Linked DNA regions of Mus musculus: region 1 is linked to region 2. Evidence: chromatin loops called from intact Hi-C (ENCODE). Cell type or tissue: gastrocnemius. All regions are shown on one strand. Links, peaks and the distances in the headings refer to the core of each region. The heading gives the core; the rest is flanking DNA.

What was found. Peaks named below come from ENCODE experiments on the same cell type or tissue, not always from the same donor. Only the 100,000 strongest peaks of a DNase experiment are listed, where the experiment ranks them.
Region 1: it touches region 2 in a loop (2.8-fold over the local background); 21 of 42 quality-filtered maps call a loop at or near these places.

What each region holds. Positions count from the first base shown.
Region 1 is chr4:108,248,369-108,259,926 of GRCm38, forward strand. It overlaps Zyg11b (zyg-ll family member B, cell cycle regulator), which reads right to left. Exons shown (of 14, transcript NM_001033634.3): 5 at 6,833-7,009; 6 at 3,784-3,848; 7 at 2,406-2,505; 8 at 2,127-2,177. Among named protein-coding and RNA genes, the nearest start is that of Zyg11a, 36 kb to the left of the region's middle. In gastrocnemius, for the core only: a CTCF peak has its summit at 5,130 (motif pointing right); no DNase peak of the experiment used is centred there.
Region 2 is chr4:108,320,709-108,332,266 of GRCm38, forward strand. Coa7 (cytochrome c oxidase assembly factor 7) reads left to right here and starts at 7,444. Exons shown (of 3, transcript NM_027250.4): 1 at 7,444-7,582; 2 at 11,503-11,558. The coding sequence starts at 7,477. In gastrocnemius, for the core only: a CTCF peak has its summit at 6,459 (motif pointing left); DNase peaks (open chromatin) are centred at 6,457, 7,426 and 7,660; H3K4me3 peaks cover 1,980 bases; H3K27ac peaks cover 4,194 bases.

The sequences.
Region 1 (11,558 bases), core at 2,022-10,021, 72 kb before region 2:
AAATAAATAAATAAGGAAGAAGGAGTGAAGGGAAAGGAAACCAGTATTTATTAAAATTCAGCAAATAACACCCATAGTACCACTTTCCAGGGACGTAAATTTAAGAATATGAAGTAATTTGGTCATTATCAACTTGATAAAAGAATTAGAAGGACTAATTCTAACAAAGTTGTCTTTAAGAAGGAAAAGACTGGGCATGGTAATTCAGCCCTGTGCCACTGCCATGGCAGTACTGTCACAGCTTCAAGTCCCTCTTGGGCCACATACACAATGATAACAGAATTGAAGTCTACACTGGGTATTAAGATAATAATAGCTTTGACATGTCTTATTATAAGCTATGTCTATATAACTAGCCTAAGAAATACAGTCTTTGTGAAAGGGCACACCTTTACTTCCAGCTCTTGAGAATAACATGCGCCAGGTTCTGGGTTCAATCTCAAAACAACGAAAATAGCTATTATCATCATTACTATTAACTCTGGTTATATGTAACATATTAAGTAGACTACTTTCTTAAAATATTTTAATGTACTTTCACCCAAAATTACTGGAATATCTACATAGTTCGTAAAAGCCCTCTACCTCTGCATTTTTAGACAAGGCCTCATTAAGTAGCCCTGCCTAGCCTAGAATTCACTCTGTAGCCTAGTCTGGCCTTAACTGGAGAGATCGACTTGCCTCTGTCTCCCAAGTGCTGAGATGAAGACATGTACCACCACGATTGGATCTGAAATGGGTCTTTTTATTTTGACTTACAATAACATTAACATGCTTCGTAGTCGTGCGTGTGTGTGTGCCTGCACGCATGACTACGAACCATGTGTGAGTAGCTGCACAGGCTACAGGAGCATTGGCTCCCCTGCAAGGAGAACTGAGGTGACTGTAGGCCACTCAGGCTGGGAGCTTGAAAGGAACCCAGGTCGTCTGCAAGAGCGCCAAGTGTTCTTAACCCGAGCTTACTGACTGACGACTAGTTCATGGCTGTCTGCATCTGTCAAGGACTAAAACAGCATTTAAAAAAAATAGATTTGAGCCTGGAGAAATGGCTCAATGTTTAAAGGGTATTTGTTGTTTTTGCAGAAGACATGGATTTGACTCTTAGCATCCACATGGTGGCTCACAACACCCATAACTCCAGTTTCAGACTATCTGCCATCTGCTGGTCTCTGCGTGCACCAGGCATTCCCATGGTACACATCCATACATGTGGACAAAAGACTCATACACATAAAAATACATAAATATATAAAATGGAAAAAAAAACACAAGGCTTGGAGGTGGAACATCTGCCTGGCATATGCACCAATCCCTAGCTCTACAAATACATTTTTTAAAAAGTTGAATACTATCACTTAGAAAAAGTGAAGGGGCTAGAGAGAGAGATGTCTGAGCATGGCTACTCTCCTGGAAGTCCTAAGTCCAGTTCTCAGCACCTACAATGGTGGCTCACAAACATTTATAACTGTACTCCCACAGGATCTGATGCCCTCTTCTGGTATGCAAATGTACATACAGAGAAAACACTCATATACACAAAGCACACAAACAAAGAATAAAAGTAAATTAATTAAAATATAGAGAGAGATAGGCAGGAACAGGGGTGGTTCTTCAATAGAAAGCTGACTCAGCATGTGTGAAGCCCTCCCTGGCTTAGACCCCCAGGAACACATACTTAATAGCCATACCCACTCACAAAAGATATACCATACTACTCCTGGTCAGGAGGGGAGGGGAGTGAGGGAAGGGGAGGAGAGGAGGAGAGAAGGGACGGGAGGGGAGGGGAGGGGAGGGGAGGGGAGGGGAGGGGAGGGGAGGAGGGGACATGAGGGGAGAGGAGAGGACTAAACTAGCAGGGACTAGAGAGATGGCTCAGTGACTAAGAACACTTGGGCTCTCAAGAGGCCCTGGGTTTAGTTCTCAGCACCCACATGGCAGCTCATAACCATCTGTAACTCTAGTCACATGGGACTCTATGTGCTTTTCTGGCCTCCACAAGCACCAGGCCACTTCTACATGTTACAGACATACATGGGATCGAAGCACTCATATACATAAAACAAATTTACTTCAATATGAAAAGCAAACACTATGTAGTGGCCTAAATCAAGGGCCAGTAAACTTACCCTGACAATGAAGAGCTCAGCACCAAGCTGTGCAGTTTGTTCTGTAGAGAGCTGGAAGCAAATACAAGATAAAGTAAATGTCGAAGAATTAACTGGTGTGAGTTTACTACAGACTGCCGTAACAGCCTCCACGGCCAGACTGAAAGCTCATCAACCTCCAATTTGGCAATATTTATCACAGTTAACAGGGAGGCCAGCAAAGAGGTGCTTTTCTGGCACGGGCCCCAATGTGGGCGGTAGTAACTTCCTCTAGGAAATCACTCAGCACAGTTCAGGTACCTTGGCGGCCAGGATGGAAATGATAGCCACGGCCATGCGTTGCATGTTCTGATCTTCGTGGTTGCAAAGCCACTGCATGACAAGCTTGGCTGCTTCAAACCTGAAAACACAAGAGGGTTTCCTCAATAGTGGAGGTCTAGGCATGGCTTCAGGGAGCCAGATGTGGGTCGATGGTGCAACTTGGGACGTGGGAAGGAAAGGGAATTCCTCTTAGTGAAAGAGACTACAAATCACGCGTTAGTGTTTTGGAAATGTTGCCTTTCTATTCTTTCCTGTGCTGGGGATTGGATCCAGGGCCTTGTCTAGGTCAATGCTCTACCACAGAGCTATATCCCTAGCCTTTTATCTTATTTTATTTACTTATATTGGCTATTATTTTTATTTTACTTGCTAGTAGTGTGTGTTTGTGTATGATGTGCAGTGTACGCATGCTCTATTTACTGCAGCTATCAGAGGACAACTTCTGAGAATTAGTTCTTTCCTTCCTCTGTGGGTTCTAGGGTTTGAACTCAGGTGGTCAGGCTTTTATGAAAACTTTTACCAGTTAAGCCATCTTGCCAGCCCATATTTATGTCTTTTTTGAGACAGGGTCTCATGTAGCTCAGGCTGTCCTCAAACTCTGTATACAGTCAAAGATGATTTTGAACTGAGAATCTTCTTGCCTCCATCTTCCACGTGCTGGCATTACTGGTATTTGCTACCACACACACCTGGCTCCTTGTTTTTATTTTGTGACAGAGTCTCGCTAAATTTCCAGGCAGATTCTAGGCCTGCACCACTGCGCTCATCACAATGAGAGCAATGGTGGAGACACAGGAGCATGGGGGCTGAGAAGAAGGCTCGGCTGGTAATGCGCTCACTGTGCACACAAGCGGCCCTGAGTCAAATCCCCAGCAACCATGTAAAAGAGCTCGGCATGGCAGAGCATACCTGCAATCTTAACTCTGGGGAGGCAGAGACAGGAGGATCCCTGGGACTTGATGGCCAGCCAGTCTAGCCCATTCCGTGAACTCCAGGTTCAGTGAGAGACCCTGTCTCAGAAAAATAAAGTGAGGAGCGATTGAGGAAGAAACCCAATGTCAGCCTCTGGTATTCACACTGATAACACATGCATGTTGTGCAAACACGTATTAAACACACACACACACACAAAATGTAAAAATACTGGCATTTTATCTTCAACAGTGAAATAATTTTAGTATTTAGTATTGCAGTCTGCTCAAACCTTTTAAACTTAGATATCTAAGTGTGAGTGTACACAGACAAGCATGCTCTCGCACAGCATGCATGTGGACCTTAGAGGACAATGTGAAGGCATCACCTCTCTTTCTACCATATGGGTCCCAGGACTGGACTCAGGGGGTTAAGCTATACTTGCCTATTAAATGGAACATCTTGAAGAATCCGGTCACTGCAAAGTGAGAGGAGGCAATTCTTCTGTAACTAAAGAATAAAAAGGAGAGAGTGAAAAAACCCATCCTGAATAGAACATCATTTTGTTATCTTTTAGCCAAAGTCAGTCTTTTTTTTTTTTAAATGTCTGAATGTGTGTGAGGAAGGTGTACACATGCCGAGTGCAGGAGACTGAGCTCGGGACTCAGGACTGCACGCCACACACTCAACTACGCTCCACCCTAGCCCCAGCTACTGTTTTTAAATCTTGAAAAAGCATTAATCTTTTGTCTTGGTTTAAGACAAAAATCTCTATTATACAGCTTTGGCTGTCCCTAACTTGCTATGTAGACCAGGCTGGCCTCGAATTACCAAAGATCAACCTGTCTCTGCCTCCCAAGTGCTGGAACTAAAAGTGTGTACTGTCACACCTAACCAAAATTTTGATCTTTAAGTCAGTTCTTTATAATTGCTATCAAAAAGTTGATTATTTTCAGAAAACTTTGTACTTTCAAACATGGTGATTCAATTCAAGTTTTATATTAGTACATTATTATGATCTTTGTAAGGCCTTTAACTTTAAAAAGTATTTATTTATTTATTTATTTTATGAGCATTTTGCCTGTGTGTATATATGCTCACAACATGTATGCCTGGTATGTGCAGAGACAGCAATGGCTCCCTGGAAGGCTGTGTTGGTACTGGGATCCAATCCTGGGTCCTCTGTAAGAGCAAGTCTTAAACTCTCTAAGCCAGCTCTCTAGCCCTCCCCGCTCGCCCCCACCTGTGCTGGGCTGTGACTCCCCGCGCAGCTGAGGATGACTCTGAACCTTTAATCTTCCCACTTTCACCTCTCGAATGCTAGCATCACAGGCAAGCTAGGGACCCTAGGCTTTGTATAGTCACAGCAAGCACTCTCAACTGAGCTATACTCTGAGGCTCCAGTACTAGGCTCAGGTATTTCATCCCTCAGGAAGCCTGCCTGGTTTTCAACTGTCCTGACTACCTCTCTCGAGTGCCCAGCAGTGCAGCACTCCCTATCTAAAATGTCTGGAAGCAGAGAAAACAGACTTCAGAGCCCTTAGTGTAAGACAAGATTTCAAAGAGCAGGCTATGTTGGAGCCAATATCTTGAAAAATGGTTAAGAAAAGCAGTGGACCTATTATGGGAATAGGAAGGTCATCCTAAGGCCAAGTAGCTTGACAAGAGTGTCAGATGGACAAGGATTAGATTTGGGAACATTGGCATGGACTTTACCAGTTGAGTAGAAAAATATGAAAATTCAAACTCTGAAATGCCATGTGTCCCATGTCTATGCAACGCCTGCACAGACCAGAAGAGGACAGCAGACTCCCCGAGGAGCCGGAGTTGCAGGTGACTGCCGGCTGCCATGCAGGTGCTCGGAACTCATGGAGATCCTCTGAAAGAGCAGCAAGTGCTCTAAACCACTAGCCCCAGAAATTAAGCAATATTAAATGTTCTCATTTAAAGCAATTTATCTGTGGAGTGCATGTGTTACCGGTATGATGTGTATGAGCATGTGGAAGTCAGAGGTACACTGGTAATCTTCCACTATTATTCTTCACATTGAGTCAAAGTCACAGGGTCTCTTACTATGATGGTTAATTGTTAATTTGGTAGATTTAGAATCACCTGAAGAATGGGCCTCTGAGCATCTCTGAGGGGTTATCTTGATTAGGTTAATTGAGGTGAGAAGAGTCAACCACTGTGGGTGGTACCATCCTCTAAACTAGGATCATGAATTGTATAAGTGGAAAAGGTGTGCTAAACACTAGAAACCACCATTACTTGACTACTGATGGGATGTGACCAGCCAGCCCTCTTCTCCTGCTGCTGTGATATCCCCACAACAATGGACTGTAACCTCAAAGAATAATCCACAGAAAACCCTTCTTCCTTCAGTTCCGCCACCACCGCCCGGCTTCATTACTGTTTTTAAGTATTCTGGTGTATGACTAACCCCAGACTGATAATTATTTGGTGCTTCTAATTGGTTGTATTGCATAGTATTTATACTGGTTTATGTATTTATACTGGTTCTTTTTAAAAATTAGCATAGTATTTACACAGGTTCTTTTGAACTATATCACAGACTTATCAAGACATAATTCACATAATATACAATTCCCGTTATGTGTGAATTTTAGCCTATGCACCTATCACCAGTTACGTTTATTTATTACAGTTGCTCTTCTCTTCTCTTCTTTTTTTTTTTTGAGTCTCCTGTAGTCCAGCTGAGCCCATAAGTGAATGTGTATGCTAGGCAAACAGTCTCCCAATTGAGCTACATCTCTTGCCCAGTTTTAGCATGTTTTCCTATCTCCAAAAGAAATCTAGCTGAAGTTGCAGCTTAGTGTCAAGAGTGCTTGCCTAACATCAGCCAAGGCCTGGGTTTGATTCTTAGCACATTATTTTCCATACCTTTACTTCCTAATCTTTTATTCTAATTTTTCTCAGTTTTCCTTTGTGAAATACACCAATGTGTTTTTGGTTTTGTTTGTTTTGTTTTTTAGACTTATTTATTTTATGTATGTGATTATACTATTACAATCTTCACACACACCAAAAAAAAGGGCATCAGATCCCATTACAGATGGTTGTGAGCCACTGTGTAGTTGCTGGGAATTGAACTCAGAACCTCTGGAAGAACAGTCAGTGCTCTTAACCACATAGCTATCTTTCCAGCCCTTGGTATTGTTTTCTCTATGTAGCTCTGGCTGCTCCAAGACCAGGCTACCCTCAAACTTATAGAAATCCACCAGTCTCTCTGATTTCCAAACGCTAAGATTGAAGGAAAAGACCACCACGCCTAGAACCCCCATAAGTTTTAATTCTGGCATGGTGGTACATGCCTAATCTCTGGACGTTGGAAATGGATTTGAGAGGATCAGGAGTTCAAGAGCAAGCAAACCAACAACAAACAAAAGACCTGATTTATTAAACTCGACTCTGCAGAAGCAGGAGGCAGGAAAGAAGAACCCAGGACCCCCTGAGTGGGAATTGAGGGTGCTCACCTGTTGGTGATTAGGAAAATGTTCCATGGCCTTGAGCAGCAAATGGGTCACATCAGCGAGGAGCCGGACAGGCATGCCTAAAGCAAGGTCCTGCTTAGTTAAGTTAAACACACAGGCACTTGCAGCCAGCTGCACGGGCAAATTCATTGGGTGGTTTCTCATCCCAGTAACCACAAGCTGAAAACACAAAAAAGTCAATTAGTCCTTTAGATTCACCTCATAAATACAAACCCTCACCACAGAGTAACTTTAAAAGCATGTTCGAATGTAAAGAGCCTAGGGCATTATCACTCTCAGTTGCCAGTCCCTTCCGTGACAGTGCTGCCAGCCAGATGCAATAAAACACATCCTCTCCCTGACAAGAAAACCATTGTTCACTTATCTTCTTTCCCCTCTAGAGTCCTCCCCATTCTTCAGTTCTTAATTTTCTTTAAAATGTATTTCATAGCTGGGCAGTGGTGAGCCCACCTTTAATTCCAGCACTCAAGAAGCAGAGGCAGGCTGATCTCTGTGAGCTTAAGGGCAGATTGGTCTACAGGCTGAGGTCCAGGGCAGCCAGGACTACACAGGGAAGCCCTTTCTCTAAAACAAACAAACAAACAAACAAACAAACAAACAAACCCCAATTTTTTTTTTTTTTTAGGTTTTTCGAGACAGGGTTTCTCTGTCCTGGAACTCACGTTGTAGACCAGGCTGGCCTCGAACTCAGAAATCCGCCTGCCTCTGCCTCCTGAGTGGTGCTGGGATCAAAGGCGTGCGCCACCTCGCCCAGCTAATTATTTGTTTACTTATGTGTGTATATACCCCCAGAAGCCAGAAGATGGTATTGGATCCCTTGGATACAGGCAGTTGTGAGTCACTGGCAAATACTCTTAATCAATCACTGAGCCTTCTCGCCAGCCCTGGAAAACCTAGCTTTCCACCACACTAAGAAACTGAACTAACTAGACAAGAACTTCGGATTCTAGCTACCCCATGTAGTCTTCGCCCCAGGACACAGACAATGCACGTCTCCTTGCCCACCCATAAATGACCTTTTGTCATCCTCTCGACAGTTGATTTCTCCATGGATATACAGATCATTTCCGTGTCTGCCTACTCAAGGAAGTGATTACTTCTGTGTCATTTTAAAAATCCATTTAAAAATTTACAATACTACTCTTCTTTTACTTAGTTTAAAGGGGGAGGGGCACTGCACATGCCTGCACTTCCAGCACTGAGGAGTCGGAGGCAGGAAGATTGTTAAGTTTGAGGCCAAACCAGATGATATAGAAAGATCCGGTCTAAATAAAACCAAAACTGTCCTTTAATTCTATTTCCTTAATCAGCTGAATCAACTGCCATTTTTCCTCTTAGCTTTCTTTTACAGCAAAACTATGAATGAGCTTTAATCTTTAATCTCTAAGTAAGTTAGTGAATATTTCAAATCAGGGCTGGAGATCTAGTCCTTTGTGCTCAGTTTTATAAAAATCAAAGCTGGAGCTGATTTAATGCCAGCTTTTAGTCCCAGCACTCAGGAGGCAGAGGCAGGAGGATCTCTGAGTTTGAAGCCAGCCTGGTCTACACAGAGAATTCCAGGACAGCCATAGCTACACAGAGAAATCCTATAAGTAAATAAGTATGTAAGTAAATATGAACGAATGAACGAACGAACCAACGAAAGAAAGAAAGGAAGGGGAGGGGAGAGGAGGGGAGGGGGGAGGGAAACTGGAAGGAAAAAGACAAAACAAGCACCAGCCTCTTCCGGTTTATACAGAGTGACAGGTATTCGTGACAAAAATAAAATGTTACAGTTCCTATCTGAGAACTCCACTGGAATATTTAATATATTTAGGAGATCAAGTCAGTTCTGGCTCTGACTTATTGTTTATTAACCTCAAAGGCCCTCAGTTTCACAATCTGTAAAATGGAAGATAAAATCCACCTCTTCAGATTTTGGCTACTAAATGAAATACAAAATAAAGTCTTACACTCACTAGATTTCAAAGCTGAATCTACATAAGGTATAGAAAATATATACATATAGATCTCTAAGGCCCACGTAGCCTTACCAAATTTAATTTTTTTAAAGATGTATGTATGTATGTATGTATGTATGTATGTATTTATATGTATTTGAGTACACTGTAGTTGTACTGATAGTTCTGAGCCATCATGTGGTTGCTGGAAATGAAGGTTGCTCACTCCAGTCAACCTGCTTGCTCCGGCCTAAAGATTTCTTTATTATTATATCTAAACTGTCTTCAGATGCACCAGAAGAGGATGTCAGATCTCATTACGGGTGGTTGTGAGCCACCATGTGGTTGCTGGGATTTGAACTCAGGACCTTCAGAAGAGCAGTCAGTGCTCTTAACCACTGAGCCATCTCACCAGTCCACCAAATTTAAATTTTGTGTGTTCATAAATATGTTGGTTGGGCTGGTGAGATGGCTCAGTGGGTAAGAGCACCCGACTGCTCTTCCGAAGGTCCGGAGTTCAAATCCCAGCAACTACATGATGGCTCATAACCATCTGTAACAAGATCTGACTCTCCCTTCTGGAGTGTCTGAAGACAGCTACAGTGTACTTACATATAATAAATAAATAAATAAATAAATAAATAAATAAATAAATAAATAAATCTATCTATAAATAAATAAATATGTTGGTTATTATTATTTATGAATATTTGTGCCAGAGATAAAAAAAAAGTGTTTTCTACCACTAAGCTATACATTGGTGCAGCAAATATGCTTTTCCAACTACCCAACCTCTCTTTCTTGAGACAGGGTCTCTCGACATAGCCGTGGCCAGCCTAGAACTCAATTTATAGACAAGGCTAGTATCAAACTCAAAGAGATCTGCTTGCCTCTGTCTCACAAGTGCCAGGGTTAAGGACAAATGCCCACACTAGACTTTAAATGTTTATTAAGACAAAGACTCCTTACTTTTCCTTTTAATTTTTGGGCTTACTTTTATGTATATGGATATATGTGCGGCACATGCACGCGTGTTGGATTACCTGGAACTAGAGCTATGGATAGCTATAAGCCATCATGTAGGTGCTGAGAATCAAACTTGGGAGACTTCAAGACTCCCAAGTCTTGCAACTTGTGCTCTAACTACTGAGCCCTCTCCCCAGCCTCAAAGCTCTCCTTAGGAAGCCTAGGCTGTTCTCACACTTGCAATATAGCTCACTGGGGTTCTAACTGGTAAACCTTCTGCCTCAGCCTCCTGAATCCTGAAGTTACAGCTTGATGCCCCCATGTTCAGGTGAAGATACTTGTGTGTGTGTGTGTGTTTAAGGGTGTGTGTGGTGTGTGTATGTGGGGGGTGCATGCATGTGTGTACCTAGAAATCAGAGGACAACTTTTGGCAGTCAATTCTCTCCTTCTACCATGTTGAGGTGGACTAAACTCTGGGGACTAAACCCGGTTCCCCATGTTTGGCAGCAGCTCCTTTCCTTGCTGAGGGGGCTCACTGTTCCCCCACAACACTCCTGTTTCTGCGTCATGCTAAGGATTGAACCCAGGACCACACATATGCAAGACAGGACTGTTAACAGTGGGTTACATATCCAGAGCTACATTAATGGAACTTTTTTTTTTTTTATGACAAGGTCTCACTATGTAGCCCTAGCTGACCTAAAATTCACTATCCAGACTACGGTGGCCCCAAATTTGCAAAGATCCATTAACTTCTGTTTCCTGAGTGTTGGGATTAAAGGGTATGTGTTGTACCTAGCTTAATGGGTATTTTTTCCTTAGTCTCATATAGCAGAGGCTTTCCTTCAACTTACTGTATGGTCAAGGATGCCCTTGACCTTCTGATTCTCCTTGTCCCCATCTCCCAAGTACTGGAACTACAGGCATGTGCCACCATGCCCAGTTTATACAGTGCTAGGGATTAAAACTATGGTGCCATGCATCCTAGGCAAGACTCTACCAATTGAGCTACATTTATTTTGGGGATGTGTGTGAGTGGTGTGTGTGCACATGTGTGTGTAGATATGGAGATGTGGAGACCAGAGGAGAGAACTGGTTGCCCTGTTGTGTCACATTCCACCTTATGGACCTAACCTGGTAGCAGCAAGCCCTAGTAATCCCCTGTCTCCACTGCCCCAGCACAGGAGTTACAGGCATATAAAGTCACTGGCTTTATTAAATGTGGTGCTAGAATTTAAAGTCGGATCTTCATGCTTCCCCAGTAAACGCTCTTTCCCAATGAGCCGCCTCTCTAGCTTCCTTATCAAATACTGTATCTGTAAAGCTCTTCTGAGTGGGAAGCCATCCAAGGCTGGCACACAGAGCTGTATGCTGAGCCCAACCTATACTTCCATTTCCTTGTAATAAAACATCACAGGGAATACTGGACTGAAGTAACTACATAGCACTGAAAAGCATTACTTAATGAGACTACAATAAACTTCAGTAATGATATGCAATCAACTTCTTATTTATACCTAATAACGAACTGGGATCATCAATCCTATTAAAAACAAAAAAGAAATAAAAGTCAAAGACTGAATACATAAAATCTACTAGAAAAGTAATTTCAAATTTTTTCATCACCAGTTTCTTGGGTTTTTTGTTTTTGTTTTTTTAACTGGTGTTCTGTCTCCATGTTTGTCTGTGTGAATGTGTCAGATCCCCTGGAACTAGAATTGTGAACTGCCATGTACGTACTGGGATTTGAACCTGGGTCTTTTGGAAAAGCAGCCAGTGATCTTAACCACTGAGCCATCTCC
Region 2 (11,558 bases), core at 1,647-9,646:
CTCAGGGGTTCATAGATCCGCAGCTCTACTCAGGCTCTGGGCCACCAGGTCATGTGATGATGGTGTGACTTGAAGTCAATCATCCTTGACATGCAGTCTGGGCTCGGGTAGCAGCTGTCACAGCCAGGGACTTGAGCGACTAGCTGGCCACAGCAGGAAAAGCAGGTCACTCCCACCACTGTGTGGCCCATTTTGGAAGGTTCCCAGATATGCAAAAACTGGGAGCTGGAAAAGTCTTAGGATACAGAAGTGGAGCCCTGCCCAGACTCTGTCACCATTAGTGCAAAGGATGCTGAGGAAGGTCAGTTAATATACAAACACCAATCCCAAGCCTCCAAGATGATCTCATAGAAAAGCATAATTGGTCCTGCATCCCTGCCACTGGCAGGATAGGATCCTGGTCCTGGGCTGAGAGACCTTTCCATGTCTGAATCTCTTTTTAGATGTAGAACTGTCAGACCGGGCGTGGTGACAAATGCCTGTGACTCAGGAGGCGGAGGCAGGAGGACCAGGAATTCAAGGACCATTTTGCTTCCATACTAATAAATAAGTTCATGCAGGTGTGATGGCAGATTTACTTAGACAGAACGGGGCTGGGGAGTGGCAGAGGCAAGAGGATGTCTGTGAGTTTCAGGCTAGCCAACATTATGCAGTGAGACCCTGTCTCAAAAACAAACTCACAAACAGTCTGAGGCCACCAAGACTATATGCATAAGGCTCTGTCTCAAAAGATGAGAGAGGGGCCTGGCGAGATGGCTCAATGGTTAAGAGCGCAGACTGCTCTTCCGAAGGTCCTGAGTTCAAATCCCAGCAACCACATGGTGGCTCACAACCATCTGTAACGAAATCTGATGCCCTCTTCTGGAGTATCTGAGGACAGCTACAGTGTACTTACATACGATAAATAAATAAATCTTAAAAAAAAAAAAAAGATGAGAGAGCCGGGGCAAGGTGGGGGGCTGCTAAAGAGATGACTCTTGCTCAGGACCTGGATTCAGTTCCCACACCCACGTGGCAGTTCCCTACTGCCTATAACTACGGCTCCAGGAGATCCAACGTCCGTCCAGCCTCTGCAGGCACCAAGCATGCACGTGGTGCAAACACACTTATATAGGCCAAACATTCATATACATAAAATTAATTAATTTAAATATAAATCAAAACAACAACAACAAAACTTAGCTAATACTAGAGAATCTACCTGAAGTTCTCTAGCCTTGCACACAGGTGCATACATACACACTCACATTCACACTCACACACACACTCACTCATACACACACACAAGCAAATAAATAAATGCAATAAAGAAAAGAGTTAACAACAACAACAAAAAGCCGGGCGGGGTGGCGCATGCCTTTAATCCCAGCACTTGGGAGACAGAGGCAGATGAATTTCTGAGTTCGAGGCCAGCCTAGTCTACAGAGTGAGTTCCAGGACAGCCAGGGCTATACAGAGAAACCCTGTCTCAAAAAAAAAAAAAAAAAAAAAAAAAGAGTCACTGACCCACCTTCAAGTCCTCAGTTGCCTCCTCCTAGTGTTCTCTTACTTCTCTACACTACCAAACCCCCAACACACGTACAGCTGCCTCCCATTGGCCTTTCCACCCATGGAAAGGAATCGTATTGAATGTCCACTATCCAGAACCTACATTCTGTGGACCTCTTTGATGATGCAAGGAGGGTGATGCCCTGCTTCCTGCCAGCACTGAGGAGTCTATCCATATATTAACGATCCAACAGAGACCCTTACTACTTTTCAAGGGTCTGCCAATAGTTACCATAAAAAGAAACTACTGAAGCTATTTAGGGATGAATTTGCCTACAGTGGTGCTATAATTGAGCCTCCAGAATATGAAGTAATTCAACTACAAGATGACCAGAGTAGGGACATAGGACAGTTCCTGATAGAGGGTACAAAGGCTAAGGATGATCAGCTGATCTTTCAAGAGTTTCCAAATGCTCATGGCTCTCGAAAGGTACAGTGAATAGAATATCCCTTCTGTCCCTTGCCATGAGTTTTAAAACCTCAAAGCTTGTATAATGTTCTTGGACAGTGTAACTCCTTTATGCAACAACCTGAAAGAATCGATGAACAGACACCAAGCAGAGTGCCTGTCTAATATGCACGAAGGACTAGGTGAGACCCCCTGGTTTAGTGATGTACTTCAGAGGTAGAGCTGGAAGAGGATCAGAGGCTCACATATGAGTTTGAGGCCAGTCTGAGATAAATGCAACTGTCGCAAAAACCAATCAACCAATGAAACAAACAAAAAGCAACACACTCTAACTTTGCTGGCTAATTTTATGTTGATTTGACAAAGGCTAGAATCATCTGAGAGGGGAGAACCCCAACAGAGAAAATGCCTCCATAGATTGGGTTGGGGGGCTGGAGAGATGGCTCAGTGGTTAAGAGCTCTGACTGTTATTCCAGAGGTCCTGGGTTCAATTCCCAGTAACCACATGGTGGCTCACAACCATCAGTAATGGGATCTGATGCCCTCTTCTGGCGTGACTGAAAAGAGTGACAGTGTACTCACATACATAAAACAAACAAATAGATAAATCTTTAAAAATGACATTAAAAAAAAAGATTGGATTATAAGCAAGCCAGTTGGGCATTTTCTTAACTGGTGATTGATGTGGGAGGCCCCAGGCCTTTGAGCATAGTGTCAGTCCTGGGCTGATGGTCCTGGATTCTATAAGAAGTCAAGCTAAATGATCCAGTAAGCAGCACCCCACCATTGCCTCAACTTGCTTTTTGTCATGGTGTTTCATCACAGCGATAGAAATCCTAACTAGGACTCCAACAGAAAGCAGATATCAACACTTCTCCTGAAATAGCTCATAAGACTAAATATAGAGACCTGGAAAGGTGGTTGAGAACTCTGGCTGCTCTTCCAGAGGACCCTGATTCGATTCCCAGAAACTACATAGTGGCCCACCACAATCTGCAGCTCCAGTTCCAAGGAGTCAGAAACTCTCTCTTTTCTGGGTGCCAGGCACACGGGTGGTGGTGCATAGACCTCCTTGCATTCAAAACAACCACACACATTAAGGAAAAGAGGAAGGAAACGACTGAGCTGGGCCCTAGCGGTGGACTCCTTTGATCTCAGCACTTGGGAGGCAGAGTCAGTAGAACTCCTGATTGTAGGCCAGCCTGGTCTACAGAATGAATTCCAGGACAGCCAGGGCTACACAGGAAAACTCTGTCTCGAAAAACAAACAGAACCAGACCAGAAGAAAGAAGTAAAGAAAGAAAGAGAGGAAGGAGGGAAGGAGGGAAGGAAGGAAGGAAGGGAAGTAAGAAGGAAGGAAGGAAGGAAGGAAGGAAGGAAGGAAGGAAGGAAGGAAGGGAAGAAGGGAAGAAGGAAGGAAAGAAGGAAGGAAGGAAGGAAGGAAGGAAGGAAGGGAAGAAGGGAAGAAGGAAGGAAGGAAGGAAGGAAGGAAGGAAGGAAGGGCATTTAAAAAAAGATATATCTATTCTTTTCACTTCTTGCATGCTTGTACATGTGTGTGATGTATGCAGACAAGCGCCAGTGCCTGATGAGGTCAGACGAGGGCACTGAGTCTCATGGAGCTGGAGTACAGGAGGCTCTCGAGCTGCCCAGTGTAGGTGTTGGGATGTGGACTTAACTATTCGTGATGGAACCTTTCTTCAGCCACAAATGTTCATAACCACTGAGCCATCTCTCCAGTCCCAATGGCATGGTTTTAGCAAGTGCTCTTACTAATTTTATTCTGCTTATAAAGGTAACCTGGGGGCTGGTGAGATGGCTCAGTGGGTAAGAGCACCCGACTGCTCTTCCAAAGGTCCGGAGTTCAAATCCCAGCAACCACATGGTGGCTCACAACCATCCATAACGAGATCTGACGCCCTCTTCTGGTGTGTCTGAAGACAGCAACAGTGTACTTACATATAATAAATAAATAAATCTAAAAAAAAAGGTAACCTGATTTTTTATTACTTTTATTTTAAGTGCATTGGTATTTTGCCTGCATTTTTGTCTTTGTGAAGGGGTCAGATTCCCTGCAACAGGAGTTACAGACAGGTGGGAACTGCCATGTGGTTGCTGGGAATCGAACCCTGGCCCCCTGGAAGAGCAGTTAGTGCTCTTGATCACTGAGCTATCTCTCCAGCCCCCATAACCTGATTTTAGATAGAGTCTCATATGTCCGAGGATGACCACAAGCCTCTGGTCCTCCTGCCTCTGTCACCAGTGCATGCGTCTGTGCTGTGCCCACTTTATTCGGGGCTGGAGACTGAACACCTTCCAGGGTGTTAGTGAATACTCAGCTAGGTAAGCTATATCCCCAGCCCAAGTACAGAATCTGAATAAGAAATAAGCATGGGGGGCTGGGAGATGGTTCAGTGGTTAAGAGTGCCGACTGCTCTTCTGAAGGTCCCGAGTTCAAATCCCAGCAACCACATGGTGGCTCACAACCACCTGTAATGAGATCTGATGCCCTCTTCTGGTGTGTCTGAAGACAGCTACAGTGTACTTACATATAATAAATAAATAAATCTTAAAAAAAAAAAAGAAAGAAAGAAACATGGAACACAGACACAAACATTGAATTCCTGTACACTATTCTCACACTCTGTGCTAACTCACAGGAACTATTATCAAGAGTTCTGTGTATTTTCCTTCATGCGTATTTTTTGCTTTAGAGGGGTGGAGAGCTAATCAAAGCCTTGCATCTGCTAAGCAAACACACTACTCAGTAACTATCGGTTCCCAGAGTTTAATTTATTTAACTTTATTTTTTTAGGTTTAGTTTCTTTTTTTTTTTTAAAGATTTATTTATTATTATATGTAAGTACACTGTAGCTGTCTTCAGACACTCCAGAAGAGGGAGTCAGATCTTGTTACGGATGGTTGTGAGCCACCATGTGGTTGCTGGGATTTGAACTCTGGACCTTCGAAAGAGCAGTCGGGTGCTCTTACCCACTGAGCCATCTCACCAGCCCTAGGTTTAGTTTCTTACTTAAGGTGTTGAGGTCTGCCCTCCACCAACATGTATGTAGCCATTTTGTTTCATGCCTACCAACTATTTCATATTATTGCTATAAAATGCCTGCCAGTCACGGACACAGAAAAATAACCTGACTCAAGTTTGGGCTAATCATATACCCTGTATGTTCTGTATGTGGTATGTTAATCTTAAGAAATTCCACAAAGCTTTACGTCGGACCCATAAAAATCAAAGGTCAATATGAACTGTTATGTCTAAAATGGCTTGAGTCAGAGCTGACCACTGGGCAGCACTTCCTACGCCTACATATGAGCTCAGTGTGTGTTTCCTTTATAAGCCTTTCCTGAGAATACACTAGTACCACAAAATTAGGTTCCCGAGTCCTTTTTGTGGCCCTGAATGTCCAATTTTGGGGTATTCATTCAATAAACTGTTTTTGCTTAACTGAGAACAGTGTTTTTATGGTGGTTCCTGGTCCCCAACAAAGGCAATCTTGTTATGTAGCCCAGGTTGGCCTTTAACACACAACTATCTTCCTGTCCCAGCCACCTGAATATAAACATATGCCACTATGCCTGACTGAAATTAATTTTGAACACAAGGGTCTCAACTAGGCATGGTGATACATACCTTTATCCCAGCATTCAGATGCAGAGGCAGGCGGATAGGCAGATAGGCAGATTTCTGCGTTCAAGGAAAGCCTGGGCTACAGAGTGAGTTCTGGGACAGCCGGACTACGGAGAAACCCTGTCTGGAAAATGAGAGAGAGAGAGAGAGAGAGAGAGAGAGAGAGAAGAAGAAGAAGAAGAAGAAGAAGAAGAAGAAGAAGAAGAAGAAGAAGAAGAAGAAGAAGAAGAAGAAAGGATAAGAAGAGAAGAGGGGACAGGAGGGGAGGGGAGGGGAGGGGAGGAGAGGGGAGGGGAGGGGAGGGAAGGGAAGGGAAGGGAAGGGAAGGGAAGGGAAGAGAAGAGAAGAGAAGAGAAGAGAAGAGAAGAGAAGAGAAGAAGTTTCTCTGGCTGGCCTAGAACTTGGTATGCAACTGAGAATGACCTTGAACCCTGACCCCCCTTGCCTCTACCTCAACAAGTGCTAGGATTGCACCATGCCTGTTTTAGGACATGATGAAGACTGAACCCAAGGGACCAGGCAAGTTCTCCAACAGATGAGCTACTTCTTCAGCCTAAATATTATTATTATTTTTTTTTAATAATGGCTTACTGTTTTCCAAGCTATCCTGGAACTCCTGGAGGCCAGGTGGTGTGGCCTCTTCTGAGGCCTGGGCTTGCTCAGTTCTTGGAAACAGAGATTTATGTCTAGTCTCCTGAACTGCCAATGTGAAGCCTGTCATGGAGTCAGCCTGTCTCAGTTATACAGAACAAAGCAAGTAAGCTTCTAGATGTATCCAGTAGGAGTAGGTTAAGGAGGGAGGCTCCAAAGTAAAGGTCAGGCCTTCTCATCCTGGACCATGTATTCTAAGGGCTCCCTCTAGTGATTACAGATATAAACAAGATAAAAAGAACACGGATAGGTGGATGTGGGAGCTTGTATCTGCAACAGTACTCAGTAGGCTGAGGGGGGAGGATTGTCTCAAAGTGAGATTCTATCAAAGGAAAAACAGGAGAAGCCATACATAAAAGTCAGTTTTAGCCAGAGGCTCTGGAGTAACGCAGAGCTTGTGCTATCCTGTGAAAGATGTGTCATGGAACTGCTTTTAAAACCATGAGTCCATTCCCAATCGGCCTTTCCCTTTCTCCTTGCCCCAATAAACCTCTTCGGTAAGATCTGTTGCATCATATGACTTCATAGTGTTCCTTGGCTTCAATCCGCCATGCTGCTGTTCTAAAACTATTATAGTGACCATGTTGTCACTATAATCCCGACCACTGATGTGTTCTAATCATAACTCGCAGTCATATTAATATGGATGATTTTGATGGGTCTACAAAGAATATAGAGATAAGGGCATCCCGTGGCAATTGCACAGATTTATTTATTTCGGTTTTTCCGGCCATATTTGGGACACACAAGGTATTCAAAATGCTTGCCACCCAAATGAACGAATGCTTTCGGAATAGATTTCAAGTTCTGTTTTACGATGCTTCAGAGTACTTGGTGGTGAGCTGCAGCCCAACGCTGTAAGCTTTGGTAAGGCTGGGACCTGAGCTCCCGGCTGTGTCGGCTTTAGAACCGGAACTGAAGAATGTCTGGCTGATCCAGACTACAGGGAGAAAACCATTAAGGGGCAGTATGGCCTCAGATAAACCGACGCAGAAACCTGGGAGAGGGCTGTCCAAAAAGAAGAATAAAAGCCTGGAGGGGTGGGGGGGGTGGGGAGCTACCACCGCAAAGGATGATGGGAAGCGGTAATCGTCTCCTTCCTTCCAACCCGCCCCCGTACTGAGGAGCGCTGACGTCACGCACGCCGCCGGCATGCCCCGCCCCTGGGCTGGCTCACGTAACTGAGGGTGGAGCCACAAAGCGATTTGTGGGAGTCGGAATCATGGCGGGCTTGGTTGACTTCCAGGACGAGGAGCAGGTGAAGTCCTTCCTGGAGAACATGGAGGTGGAGTGTCACTACCAATGCTACCGCGAGAAGGACCCGGAGGGTGAGCGCCAACTGCGCAGCCTGGGACATAGGGGAGGGGAGCGAGCGTGGGGTGCAGTCGTGGTCACGTGGCGGGCCGAGGACGCCTAAGGACCGGGTCAGGGTCACTACGGGCCTGTGGGCGGGAAGTTGTAGTGCATCGGGGGCGGGGCCTGCAGCGGAGGGCGGAGCCCTCAGGCTAGATGCTGTGTAGTCAAGTTTAGGGTGCTAGGACTGGAGGTGTGAGGGTGAAGTAGAACCTCGGTGTACATGTCTTTGAGGGAATCATTTAACATGCAGGAAATAAATGAAATATATGCTAGTAGTAAATGCGAGCCAGAATTGGTTGGCATCTTGCACCTGTAATTCTAGCGTTCGGGAGGCTGAGGAAGGAGGATCACTTAGAACTCAGGAGTTAAGGACTAGCCTGAACTACATAGCAAAACCCGGCCCAAAAAAAGAATTGGAGAGGGAGATTGGAGTGGTGGTCCAGTAATTAGGAGCCCATTTAAAGTTCTAGGAGATCCAATGCCTCTGGCCTCTGCTGCCACCACACCACATGCTCGTATACACACATCCATAATTTAAAATAATAAAAATTAAATCTTTTTTTTTTTGAGACTGTCATTATGTAGCCTTGACTGGCCTAGAACTTACAGTGTAGGCCACGCTAGCCTTGGACTCAGAACTGCTTCCTCTATCTTCTGAGTTTTTGGCATGAGCCACAGGCCTGTTAACAAATTAATAAATTAATTAATTTGTTGAGGTGTTATTCTTTGTGTAGTCCTGACTGTCCTTCTGTTGATCAGGCTAGCCTGAAACTAAGATATCTGCAAGCTTCTGTTTCTCAAGTGCTAGAAGGTGTGGGCTGCCACCATCCAGCACAAAATTTTAAAAAAAAATTTTTTTTTTGTTTTAGTTTTTTCGAGGGAAAAAAAAGTTTTTTTAAGGTAAGTGAAATGTGATAAAAAGAACTGAGTGAAGGGCACTGCCCAATGACATGGCTTTTGAATAAAGCTTTGAAGGAGGAAAGGAACCATTGTAAGTCTTTGCCAGGCAGAGGTAATAAAAGGTCAGAAATTGACTATATTTATTTATTTATTATATGTAAGTACACTGTAGCTGTCTTCAGACACTCCAGAAGAGAGCATCAGATTTCATTACAGATGGTTGTGAGCCACCATGTGGTTGCTGGGATTTGAACTCAGGACCTTTGGAAGAGTAGTCGGTTTCCTTAACCACTGAGCCATCTCACCAGCCCCAGAAATGGACTCTTATGTGCAGTGAGGAGGTGGAGTGTATGAGTGACCAGTGCCCAAACAAGTGTCCAGTGTCTGTAGGTTGTTTTCCTATTGTTTTAATTAAGGGAAAAGAATGAAAATGGCTCTGGCCCTCCTTTCCAGTAGCTTACAGTCTAGTTCCCAAGAAATGACTTTCTGTTTCTTGAAATTAGTCCACTATAGTGTGACTCTGGATAAGGAACCCAGGATTATTCTGTTTGTTTGTTTGTTTGTTTGTTTGTTTTTTCGAGACAGGGTTTCTCTGTATAGCCCTGGCTGTCCTGGAACTCACTCTGCTGACCAGTCTGGCCTCGAACTCAGAAGTCTGCCTGCCTCTGCCTCCCGAGTGCTGGGACTAAAGGTGTGCACTACCACGCCCGGCTAAGATTATTCTTTGGGAGCTAGTCCATGTCCCAATTGAAGAGAAATTTCAGAGGAATTGACCTTCTGTGGTCTCTGAGGACCAGGGTGGTTGGGCATAGTCCACAGAGGCCAGCTGTGTAGTCAGTGCGGGAGAGGTTGGGGAACAGAGAGCTCTTTTGGAAGGTGAATTAAGGATTGCTCAGAATCAAGTCAAATTAATGTCTGTTTTGCAGTCCTGAGGCACAAAGCCAGGGCTTCTGAGTGTAGCGGGGAAGTTTTCTACCACTGGGCTCTAGCTCCAGTTCCAGATTAAGTTTGTTCAGGGAGCCCGGACTACAGTGTACCCTGCCTTTCTAAGCAAGGAATTTAGACCTGACTCTGTAGGCATGTTTGAGGAGTTTGTGGTAGTTGATATGAGTTACATGAAGGACATGTGGAGCAGGGAGTGCAGGAGAGCCCTGTGAGCACTGGCCATGGGCTGGGGTTGTAGGTTGGTTGGAAGAGCACTCACCTAGTGTACCTGAGGCCCTGACTGAGTACTAGGCCTGGCTCAGACTGCATATGCACATGCTTAGCATGAGATCCCAGCACTCAGGGAGGTAGAGCAACAGGATCAGGGACATCCTTAGCTACATAGTGAGTTCTGGTCCAGCCTAGGTTATTTAAGACCCTGCCTCAAATTAAACAAACAAAAATAACATCAATTATTGTTATTATTCTTGGTGCAAACATATGCTCTTATGCAATTTTTTTTTGTTGTTTGTTTTTTTGTTTTGTTTTGTTTTGTTTTTTTGAGACAGGGTTTCTCTGTATAGCCCTGGCTGTCCTGGAACTCACTCTGTAGACCAGGCTGGCCTCGAACTCAGAAATCCGCCTGCCTCTGCCTCCCAAGTGCTGGGATGCCCGCTCAATGTTTTTTAAAATGCAAAGTGAATCTTAATCACTTCCCTTCTCTTGAAGAGATTTCTCAGTCGGTAGCTTACTTGTGTGGTTTTCCATTGTGGGGACTGGGATTAAACCAAGGGCCTCCCGAGCTCTAGGCAAGGACTATGTCACTGAGTTCCACTCCTCCAGCCCCGCTTTCCTACTCCTAAGAACCCTTTGTGCGTTATGGTCTGTAGTAACATGCCCATTGTGGAGAGAGGCGCAGCTCTAATTTCTTCATGTGTTTGAGGTTCTTGCCTCCCTAACCCATACCGCCTTATCTTGGCCTCCTTCTACCACATTTGTGCCGTGTTTATTTCCCCTTCCACCTGTTTCTGGACTCTCTCCATTTCTTTGTCTTGATTCGATAGGGATGGAGCCACCCAGGGCCTTGTACTTTGCCTTGTCATGCATGGAGTGACACCTTCAACTCCTTAGTCCTTATGTATCCTGTGCTCTCTTCAGCTCAGCTGTCACAGTCCTCCGTGGGACCTTCCTTGGTGCCCAAACTGTCTTAACCATAAGACATACAATGAACTTTCTCATCAGGCTGTTCTATTTCAGTTATAACTTAGTGTTTGAAAACACTGCATTTCTTTAATGTATCTCCTCCTTTCCTAGCCTGCCTGAATGGTTCTCTTTCACAAGGTTGTGAAGGGTGACTTTGAACTCCTTATCACGTCTCCACCTTGGGAGTGCAGGCACCATAGATGTGCACTTGCATGCCTGGCTTAAGCGTATAAATATCAAAAGGGCAAATGACAATATTCCCAGCAGCTCTGAATGTGTCATATACCTTTATACATGAGCTGGTGTGTGTGTGTGTGTGTGTGTGTGTGTGTGTGTGTGTGTGTGTGTGTTTTCAAATATTTGATGACTGAAAATGAAGGAGAATAGTCTTTGATGTTGCTGGGAACGCTAAGAGGCTGGCTAGAACTGGAACATCCTAGATATGGAAAACTATTTCCCACTGCTTTGGTAGCTTCCCTTTCTATTTTCAGGACTTCAGGTTTCCCCAGGCCAGGTAGTAAGGTAATTACATCTGATTTCTGGTTTTCTGCTGCAAAAGGCATCCACAAACTCTTTCTAGGTTTTAGTGTTTTTATTACAGACCTTGCAGAGAGGTTCCAAAGCTAGCAAAGTGTCAGTCATGGGAAGTCAGCTAGGGTTAGGCCTGGCTGGTCTGCCAGGGGTGAATCTTCCAGATCTGAACATTGCTGGCCAGCGGGGGGACATGTCCCCTTTTAAGAAGGGCTGGACACTTCGTTTCTGTGCTAAATCTGACTGGCACGTTTGAGAGCTAGGCTTGCTCTGATTGTACCTGGGCCCCTGAACAGCAGCTGCTGGCACGATTGACCTCTTGCCTCCTCTCTAGGTTGCTATCGGCTGGTGGACTATCTGGAAGGAATCCAAAAGAATTTTGATGAAGCC